2 separate regions of the Homo sapiens genome follow, and region 2 is linked to region 1. A link is a loop called in an ENCODE intact Hi-C map of the cell type or tissue named here. Cell type or tissue: adrenal gland. All regions are shown on one strand. Links, peaks and the distances in the headings refer to the core of each region. The heading gives the core; the rest is flanking DNA. Region 1 has its middle 15 kb from the start of GLCE. Region 2 overlaps EWSAT1 (Ewing sarcoma associated transcript 1).

Evidence for each region. Hi-C counts contacts between places; a loop is a spot of excess contacts. Peaks named below come from ENCODE experiments on the same cell type or tissue, not always from the same donor. Only the 100,000 strongest peaks of a DNase experiment are listed, where the experiment ranks them.
Region 2: it touches region 1 in a loop (2.0-fold over the local background); 7 of 110 quality-filtered maps call a loop at or near these places.

The regions. Positions count from the first base shown.
Region 1 is chr15:69,143,794-69,148,187 of GRCh38, reverse strand. No RefSeq gene overlaps it. Among named protein-coding and RNA genes, the nearest start is that of GLCE, 15 kb to the left of the region's middle. In adrenal gland, for the core only: no CTCF peak of the experiment used is centred there; a DNase peak (open chromatin) is centred at 1,997.
Region 2 is chr15:69,092,722-69,097,115 of GRCh38, reverse strand. It overlaps EWSAT1 (Ewing sarcoma associated transcript 1), which reads right to left. Exons shown (of 4, transcript NR_026949.1): 4 at 1,292-2,415. Among named protein-coding and RNA genes, the nearest start is that of EWSAT1, 14 kb to the right of the region's middle. RefSeq lists an enhancer at 3,183-3,683. In adrenal gland, for the core only: no CTCF peak of the experiment used is centred there; no DNase peak of the experiment used is centred there.

The sequences.
Region 1 (4,394 bases), core at 208-4,207:
CTTTTTGTCTCTCGGCTTTCATTTTTCATGTTGGTAAATTGGAAATAAATACACTTAGGTGTTGTCAGAATGGATGAAGATAAAAGTAAACTCCAAGTAGGAACCATCAAAGAGTCAAAACAACCTTAAAGAATTGTTTATATGGCTTTGAATTTGGAAAGGATTTAAAAGCAAATGTTGATACATAAAAAACAAAAACACACACAAAGAGCTCAATCCTTTACTAAGTACCAATTATATTCCTGATGCTGGACTGGAAGCTAGAAAGAGACATGAATAGCCTTGCCTTTTACCTTAATTTTAATGGAATTTATGTACATTTTTCACTCCAATTTTCTGAGAACAGATGAGAAAAGTGTTCCATCCACAAGAAGATACAGCTCTCCTGGGCTGGTCATGCATCGCCATGATGAGGATTCATATTTTAAGGAGTCTATCCACTGAATTAATAAAGAGTTAACTCAGAAAGATGAAATGAGGAACCCAAAGCAGCATGGCAAAGAGAGGGCTCAAATCTGAAGTAACTGGCTCTAGTCCCAGCTCTGCTCTTACTAAATGTGTATGAATTCTCCCCTGTCTGTTTCCTCATCTTTCACATGAAGAGGGCTTGGCAGATTGTATATTCTCAAGATAATAACACTATCTCCCGTTCTACATGCTCTTCCTCCACTGTGACATTGATTCTTCTCCCATCTTGTCCCTCCTTTGATCCTGGGTGAAATTTTGGGACTGCCTCAACCAACAGGGCATGGCAGAAGCAACAATATGTAACTTCTGAGTTCAGATGATAAAAATAAAGTGCAATTCTGCCTTGTTCTTGGGACATTAGCCCTTGGAGTTCAGCTGCCATTGTGTGAAGAAGCCCAAACTAGCCCATGTGACAACCCCAGAGAAAGGCTGTGTGTCAGTGTTCCAGTCAATAGCTCAGCTGACGTGAGTAAGGACACATCCAGATGAATCTAGCCCCCGGCTGTTTAGTCACTACCAGCCTTTGGTCTTTCCAGCTGAGGTCTCAGACATTATGGAACAGAGAAGAGCATTTCGTGTTGTGCCCACCCAAATTCCGGAGTCAAAGAATCCGTGAACATAATAAAATGGTTGTCTTGTGCCATAGAGTCTTGAGGTGGTTTTAACACAGCAATAGTTACTGGAATAGTTGGTCATATCTGTCCTAATTACCTTACAAATTGTGAGGACCAAATGAAATTAGAATGTAAGACCATGTTCTGCACAAAATGTGACACATATACACCATGGAATACTATGCAACCATCAAAAAGGATGAGTTCATGTCCTTTGCAGGGACATGGATGAAGCTGGAAACCATCATTCTCAGCAAACTATCACAAGATCAGAAAACCAAACGCCGCATGTGCTCACTCATAAGTGGGAGTTGAACAATGAGAACACATGGACACGGGGATGGGAACATCACACACTAGGGCCTGTCGGGGGATTGGGGGCTATGGGAGGGATAGCATTAGGAGAAATACCTAATGTAAATGATGGGTTGAGGGGTGCAGCAAACCACCATGGCACGTGTAAACCTATGTGACAAACCTGCACGTTCTGCGCATGTACCCTAGAACTTAAAGTATAATAAAAGAAAAATAAAGTAGTCTACTAATAAAATTCAATGAGCCAACATGGAGCAGCTGTGCCTGGAATTTACTAACCTCCTCACCTCTGCCCTTGCAGGAAGCATGCCCTTGCAGGGTCTGAGGTGCCCCTATGAACCCTAACACTCTGAGGAACCTGGTTTGAAAATCACTGTTCTTATCCACTCCTTCATTCTATGGATGAGAAAACTAAGACCCAGAGTGACTTGCCCAAAATCACACAGCTGGCTATGTGCTTGCTCCAATTTGTCATGCTGCCTCCAAAAAGAGAACTATTTAAGGTAGGACCATCCTTGTCTGAGAGCCAAAAAGTTGAAAGCAGGAACAAGCAAGATCATTATGCGATATTTCTCTTCAAGTCTCAAACAGACACTTTGAGCTGTTGCCCAACCATGCCAAAGACAAGCCTATTTCATTTCCCTCGTTCCCTCCCCTGCTCCTCTCCCACTCAGTCCTGGTAGCATAGATCATTTCACTGGGTAAAACAAAGACAGAGCCGCATACTCAACATTGAGCTCTGCAAGCTGTCAGCTCAGTGATGAATGGAGAGCTGAGCTAATGCAAAAGTGCGCCTGGTTTGGGTGAAGCTCTGTTTGATCACCAGTCATTGGCATTCATGGAGAGTTCCTAATTGTCACTTGGTGATGGGGTGCTGCACTGTGGTTAAGTGCGTGGGGGCCTCTCTCAGTTATTAACCTTTATGTTGCCCCTATTGCAGTGAGGGCAAAGACAGCCTGGGATTCTGATCAAGTTATATTTAATGCACTGCCTCTCTTACTCAGCTCATATCCCAGCTATTTCAGTGGAAGAAAGAAAAATAAATAAACCCCCAACGCAAAGCAAGCAGGACGGATAAAGGTGAAAGCTATTGACCCAAGTACAGTAATGTCTTTCCATCAGATGTGGTATGTTCCTATACCTGGGAAGGCCCTGTGGATATTGATGAAGGACCCCTGACATTCTGCAAGCCACAGATACATAAATCATCAAGTTTGAAAGAGGCTTTGGTACCTGTCCCCTGAAATAAGGGTGTCATTCATTTAGGATTTATAGCTCTGGGGAAGACAATTTATCTAAATGGCTCCAGAGAACATTAATGGGAGACTTTAATGTTTCCAGTCCCTTGGGAGCCATGGAGCTGGGAGCGTTACATGGGAACCCAGGAAAACCCAGTTTAAATGAACTTTCAAAAAAATCTATGGATTCAGCAATTACTGAATAATCATTTGGTTGGAATATTTGTGTCTGCATACTGAAGGCAGAGACAATGAATTTTCTTTGAAGACAAAGCAAGAGGTTTATAAATATTGCTTTATGGCAGAGGATGAGCATTTTAAATTTAAAAAATTTTAAATGAACATTTTTATTACTATAAAAGTGTGTGCTCACTGAACATAACTTAGTAAATATAGAAAAGGAAAACTCTAAAGCAAAACTTACCCACATTCTTACTCTGTGATGATAACCATGGTAAATATGCTGTCTTTCCTTCAGTCTTTTTTTCTGTGTGTGTATACTCACATATGATTTTACATAATATATACATACATATAATTTAAAATGACGAACTGTGGTACTATACTTTTTTGCATTCTGCTTCTTTGTTTTGTTTTGGTTGGGGGAGGGTTGTTTTGTTTCGTTTTTGAGACAGGGACTCCCTCTGTCACCCAGGCTGGAGTGCAGTGGTGTGATCACGACTTACCCCAGCCTCAACCTCCCAGGATCAAGCGATCCTCCAGTTCAGCCTCTCAAGTACTGGGACTACAGGCATATACCATCACACTGGCTAATTTCTGTGGGGTTTTTTGTTTGTTTGTTTTTTGTAGAGACAGGTCTTCACCACGTTGCCCAGGCTGGTCTCAAACTCCTGGGCTCAGGTGATCCACCTTCTTTGGCCTCCCAAAGTGCTGGGATTACAGGTGTGAACCACTCACTGCGCCTGGACCACATTCTGCTTCTTGACATTATGTGACATCATTACACATTTTTCAAAAGTACGTTCTGTAAAAGCTACATAACATTTGACCATGTATATGTGTGATAATATATTCAAGAATTCTCCTATTATTTAGACATTTGTTTTCAGTTTTCACTCTGTCTCTGAAATTTTTGTTAGTTTAAACCCTAGAAGAGAGATTACTGGATGAAAAGATACTTTTTTTTTTGTAAGTCACTTGACACAATTGCCTTTAGAGTTTTTCAGTCATTTTCTTTCCTCTTTTCTTTTGTAGCAGGCCACATGTGAGCTATGGGACTTCAGTTGACCTTTTATCCCTTTTCCAAGAATGATCATTGGGTGTTTCATTGCCCCCACCACTCCCTAGCCCCACAATTCCACAGCTTGGATGTTTGCCCTTGGATTTAATTACTCTCATGCTTTACTTGGGAATTTTTTAACTCAGTGTCCCCTGTACCTGTGTTGCCTTTGCCATCTACACTCACTTTCCCTCTTTCTCACCTCCTTCACATCCCACCTACCCTCAGAATCCTGTTTAACTCTCCTCCTTCACAGAGCTTTCCCAGACCACTCCATCCTCAGGCTTCTCTCTTTCTGAACTGCGCCATAATTTATGTTCTTCACACCACTCCTCTGACAATTAATCACCACTTACCAGCTGTATGACCTTCAGTAATCCCAGAGGCTTGTCGTGAGGATTTAATGAGATCAAGCCTATAAAACAAACACCTATCACAGTGTGGGGCACACATTGCAGTTGAGCAATAAATTGAAGCTGTTATTATTATTACAGCCAGTTTGCCTTGTGACGTTTCTTC
Region 2 (4,394 bases), core at 273-4,272, 51 kb after region 1:
GGACTGTCAATTACAGTAGTCTGTCCTCTTCCAGCCAACAAGTGGCACTGGGCCCAGCTTCCTCCCCAAACCTGAATCCTAAATGGAGAGACAAAAGAATTTAAAAATAGAAGTTTATTTATTCCAATGAAATGATGGTCCGTTCCTGGCACCCAGATCCTGACGCTGCCCTTCTTCCTGTCCTTTCCAATCATGTGTCTTCAGCTTTTCCTTTCCTTCTGGTGTGGCACCACAGTCCTTCAGCAATTTTTTTGCTTGTGATAGTGGGAGTTGGTTTCTGTGGCTTGCAACCAGAGATCCCTGGCTGGTACTGACTGATACTGTGTCAGTACAAACTGATAAGGTGGCAGACCAGTTCTCTTGTTTGTTACCTGGGTGAACTTGGGTTAGATGTCTTTGGGCCTCAATTTCCTTGTCAGTACCACAAGGATAACAATAGCATATTTCTTAGAGTTATTGTGAGGATTAAGAGACTGGGTGTTTGTGTATGAAAGTGCCTGGCAGTCCTGTCCTTTCCCCTCCCCTCCTCCTCCTAACCTCTCTCACGAGTCCAAAAGGAGATGTGGGGAAGCAGGGATGGCAGGTCTCCACAGAGGTTCCTATGGGAACCCTAGCCACATGTGCAGCATCCCTGGGGGTGTCTGGGAGGGGCTAGGCAGCTGCTGGGTGGCTGGCTGAAATGACTCTGCCTTTTGGAGCAGAAAGGCTCAGCTGTTCCTGTCCCCCCAGGTCCTAACTCAGCTCAGTGCATAGAACTCCAAACGGAGCAGATGTTCAGCTTCTGGAGCCTGGAAGAGGAGTGATCTCTGTATGGCTCTCAGCTTTCAGTCTCAGGGGAGGCTGGGAGGGAGGAAGAACAGTACTCAGCTCAGAGTTCTCAGGTTGGAAACAAGCCTTAAGAAGCCATTCAGCTGATCAATCCGACAATGCACCTTCAATGAGCTGGTTCCAGGAGTCCAGCACTGAACTGGATAGGCAGTGAGGGAGATGGAGAATTAAGAAACATGAGTGGAAAGACTTCACTGGAAATAAAAGTAGAAGTTAAAGACAGTAACTATGGCTGTCATCTGTGGAGCGCCCACCATGTTAGCCGTTCAGCTCAGTTATTTATATACATCTCCATGGTCTGAACCATAGATTCTGCCAGGAGATAGAGAGCCCTTTTTTACCTATGTGGAGGCTGAGATCATAGGAGTTACATATAGGACATGCCCAGGTTCTGTAGCCAGAACAATCACCTAGTGTGATCCTGTCTTACAGACTAATTCATTCATTCACTCATACCCAGAAATTTGTTGAGTATCCGATATGTTTTGAGCTCTTTATTTGATGTGCTTGGAGTTGAGTGGCAGAGGCTCATGAGCACACAGGTGACAATGATACCATTGAGAGCCCAAGAAAGGGCTGTGACAGCCATGGGACAGGTCAGTGGCTGTGCCTGGGTTGTCAGGAGGAAGTGGGGAGGTGTTGGCTTAGCTGGCCATGGAGGATGGAGGAGTGGCAGTTCAGCATAGGGAAGGTGGAAGGAGGGAGGAGGGAATTTCACACAGTGAGCCCAGCAACAGCAAAAGTGTGAGGCTTTGCACAGGGTATCTTCATCCTGGAGGCCCTCAGCCAGAGCACTGAGTCCAGGGGACTCCATGCCAGGGCCTGAGGCCAGACTATGGCTGATGCCAGACAGTCAAGGGCCTTATATGGGATGTCAAGTGATTTCAACTTCATCCTGTAGGAAAGGGTTTTAAGCAGTGGGGAGGTGATGTGGTCAGATTTGCTTGATACCCAGATAACTCCTGCTCTTGCATGTAGGATGGGCTTAAGGGTGGGGTAGAGGCGGAGCAGGAATCCTGTGCAGACTTTGCTATTGCCCAGGGGTCTCGGTGGGAGTTTCAGGGACTAGGGATGTGGTGCAGGTGGAGAAGAGGGACAATAAGTAGAGACATTTCAGAGATGGAGTCAGTAGACTCTCACTGGCAGAAAATTGAGGACAAAATAGTGTTCCTTGCCAGACACTTCTGTGTCTCTGCAGTGTTTGTGGGCATAGACATGTGTCCATCTATGTACACATCACATGTGTGCATGCGTGTGCATGCATGTGGGGCTGTCTGGATGCACACTGGCGATCATGCACGTATTTGTGCATGTGAGAGTCTGTGCTCTCAGGCATCCTGCAATCTGCATGACTGTCTTTATATGTCTGTGCCTACGGCCTGTATGTCTGCTGCTCCCAGTCCAGCTGTGAACCCACCCCGCCAGCCCGCTCCCATTGTGCTCCGGGCTCAGCACAAGATTCTGTGTGCCAGGCACCCTCCAGGGCTTCAGCTGCTTTCCAGGCTCCTGCTGCTAAAGCAAGATGCATCTTCCATCCCTGTTTGATGCTGCAACATGAACCCCAAGGCAGTTCTTCAAAGGGAGCCACTAGGAATGGAAAGAAAGAAAGTAAACATCAGGATTAAAACTGTGAACTAAGCCTGCCCCTGCTCTAGATCTGGCCCATGAACCTGCTCCCACAGGCAGGCTTTGATTTGAGGACTGCATTTCCCCAGGCCAGGATCCCAGGGAGAGCAAGAGGTTCTGGAAACACAGAGATGGGCGGGGCTCAGGGAGGGGCTGGGGGACTGCCCTCTCCCACTCAGCAGCTTGCCATAGTTTCATGAGTCCCTCTTCAAATGTGAAACAGCTTCCAATGGGCCTGAGGACTCTGATAGTCCTCAGGGCCATGGATGGAAAGCCCTACCTCCTTTCCTTCCTTCTTTCCTTCCTTCCTTTCTTCCTTCTTTCCTTCCTTCTTTCCCTCCCTCCCTCCCTTCCTTTCTCTCTTCTTCTCTCGCTCCTTCTTCCTTCCTTTTTCCCTCTCTTTCCTTCCCCACCCCTCCCTTCCCTTTTCTCCCCTCCTTCCCCGACCACCATTTCCAGAGGATACCAGGACTTCAAACTGACTCCCACGTGTGTGCTAACTCTGATAGTTAGTGGCTGTGTGATTGTGGGCAATCATGCCTGCTTTATAAGGTAGCTACTCTGACCTCACAGGGTTGGTTGGTTGTTGGGATTTAGTAAATTCAGGCATGGATGTGCACAGCAAATGCCAGCCTGGCTGGAAAAGCTCAGTACATGGCAGCCATCAGAATTGTTGTCACTGTTGTGCAGTGTCAGTGATCAGGAGTGACAAGGCATCTCTTGATCTCAGTCTACTTCTACCAGCAGGTAAACAAAGAGTGTGATGAGAGTTTTATAAAAGGCAGGGTGCTAGGGTGCTTGGAGGGGACTCAGAAGAGCAAGGGCCCAGCCTTCCTGGTAGAAGGGGCAAGATCTGGGAGAGCTTCCTGGAGGAGGTGACTCTCAAGTCTTACAGGATAGCTGGATTTCACCAAATGAGTCCAGGCCAAGGAGAGGCTTTGGCTGAGGTGTGAGAGGCAAACTGCAAAGACCTCTGGTGTGTCCAGGCATTGGATCCTGTGTGGGAAGCCTGTCTGCAGGCTATGATGCAAAGCAGGTCCTATGAGTGCTGGGCACCGCTGGACGAGTTTAACCAGACTAGGAATGCTGGGACTGAGGGATCTGAAAAAAAATCTTTACAGGCCACCAAATCTTCTAAACTCAGGTGGCAGGCTTCCTGTGGTGGTCGCCCAGATCCACTTCAAGGAGGGACATGCTGGGAGAGCTATAGTCAGGCCAGCCCCTTTCAGACGGCCTCAGCTGCAGAGCGCAGCCAGGCCTGAGATCCCTCCTCTTCCTGGGCAGTGCACATTCAGTGACTGACCAATGCTGGGGTATAAAGGTGTGGCCATCACAGCCCAAGTCATGATGACTCTGAGGAACTCATCTAGCTGCAGGACTCCTACAAGGGATTGAGGGATTGGAGAGGCTGTGGCTGGCCTGCACTGAAACCCCACCTCTCCCTCTGCCCCACCTGCTTCCTTCCCTTCCATTCCCTCCCAGAGACTGTCTCTAAATTCCAGTAAACACAGTCGCAGAGTCCCCTACTCACCCCTTTGGGCTGAGCATTGTCTTTCCATACTGCTTTCCCCCTACTGTCCTCTTTTTATTTTTAATTTAATTTCTTTTAAAGACAGGGTCTCCATCTGTCGCCCAGGCTGGAGGCAGCAGTGCGATCACAGCTCACTGCACCCTCTACCTGGGCTCCAGCGATCCTCTCACCTCAGCCTCTGACTAGCTGGGACTAGAGGTGCACACTACTGTACACAGGTAATTTTCTTTAAAAAAATATTTTTATGTTGCCCAGACTAGTCTCAAACTCCTGGGCTCAAGTGATCCTCCTGCCTCAGCCTCCCAAAGTGTTAGGATTACAGGTGTGAGCCACAATGCCCAGCTCTACTTGCCTCCTTTTCAAGTAAACTTCTTTTTTGTTGAAGTATAACATGCATACAGAAAGATGC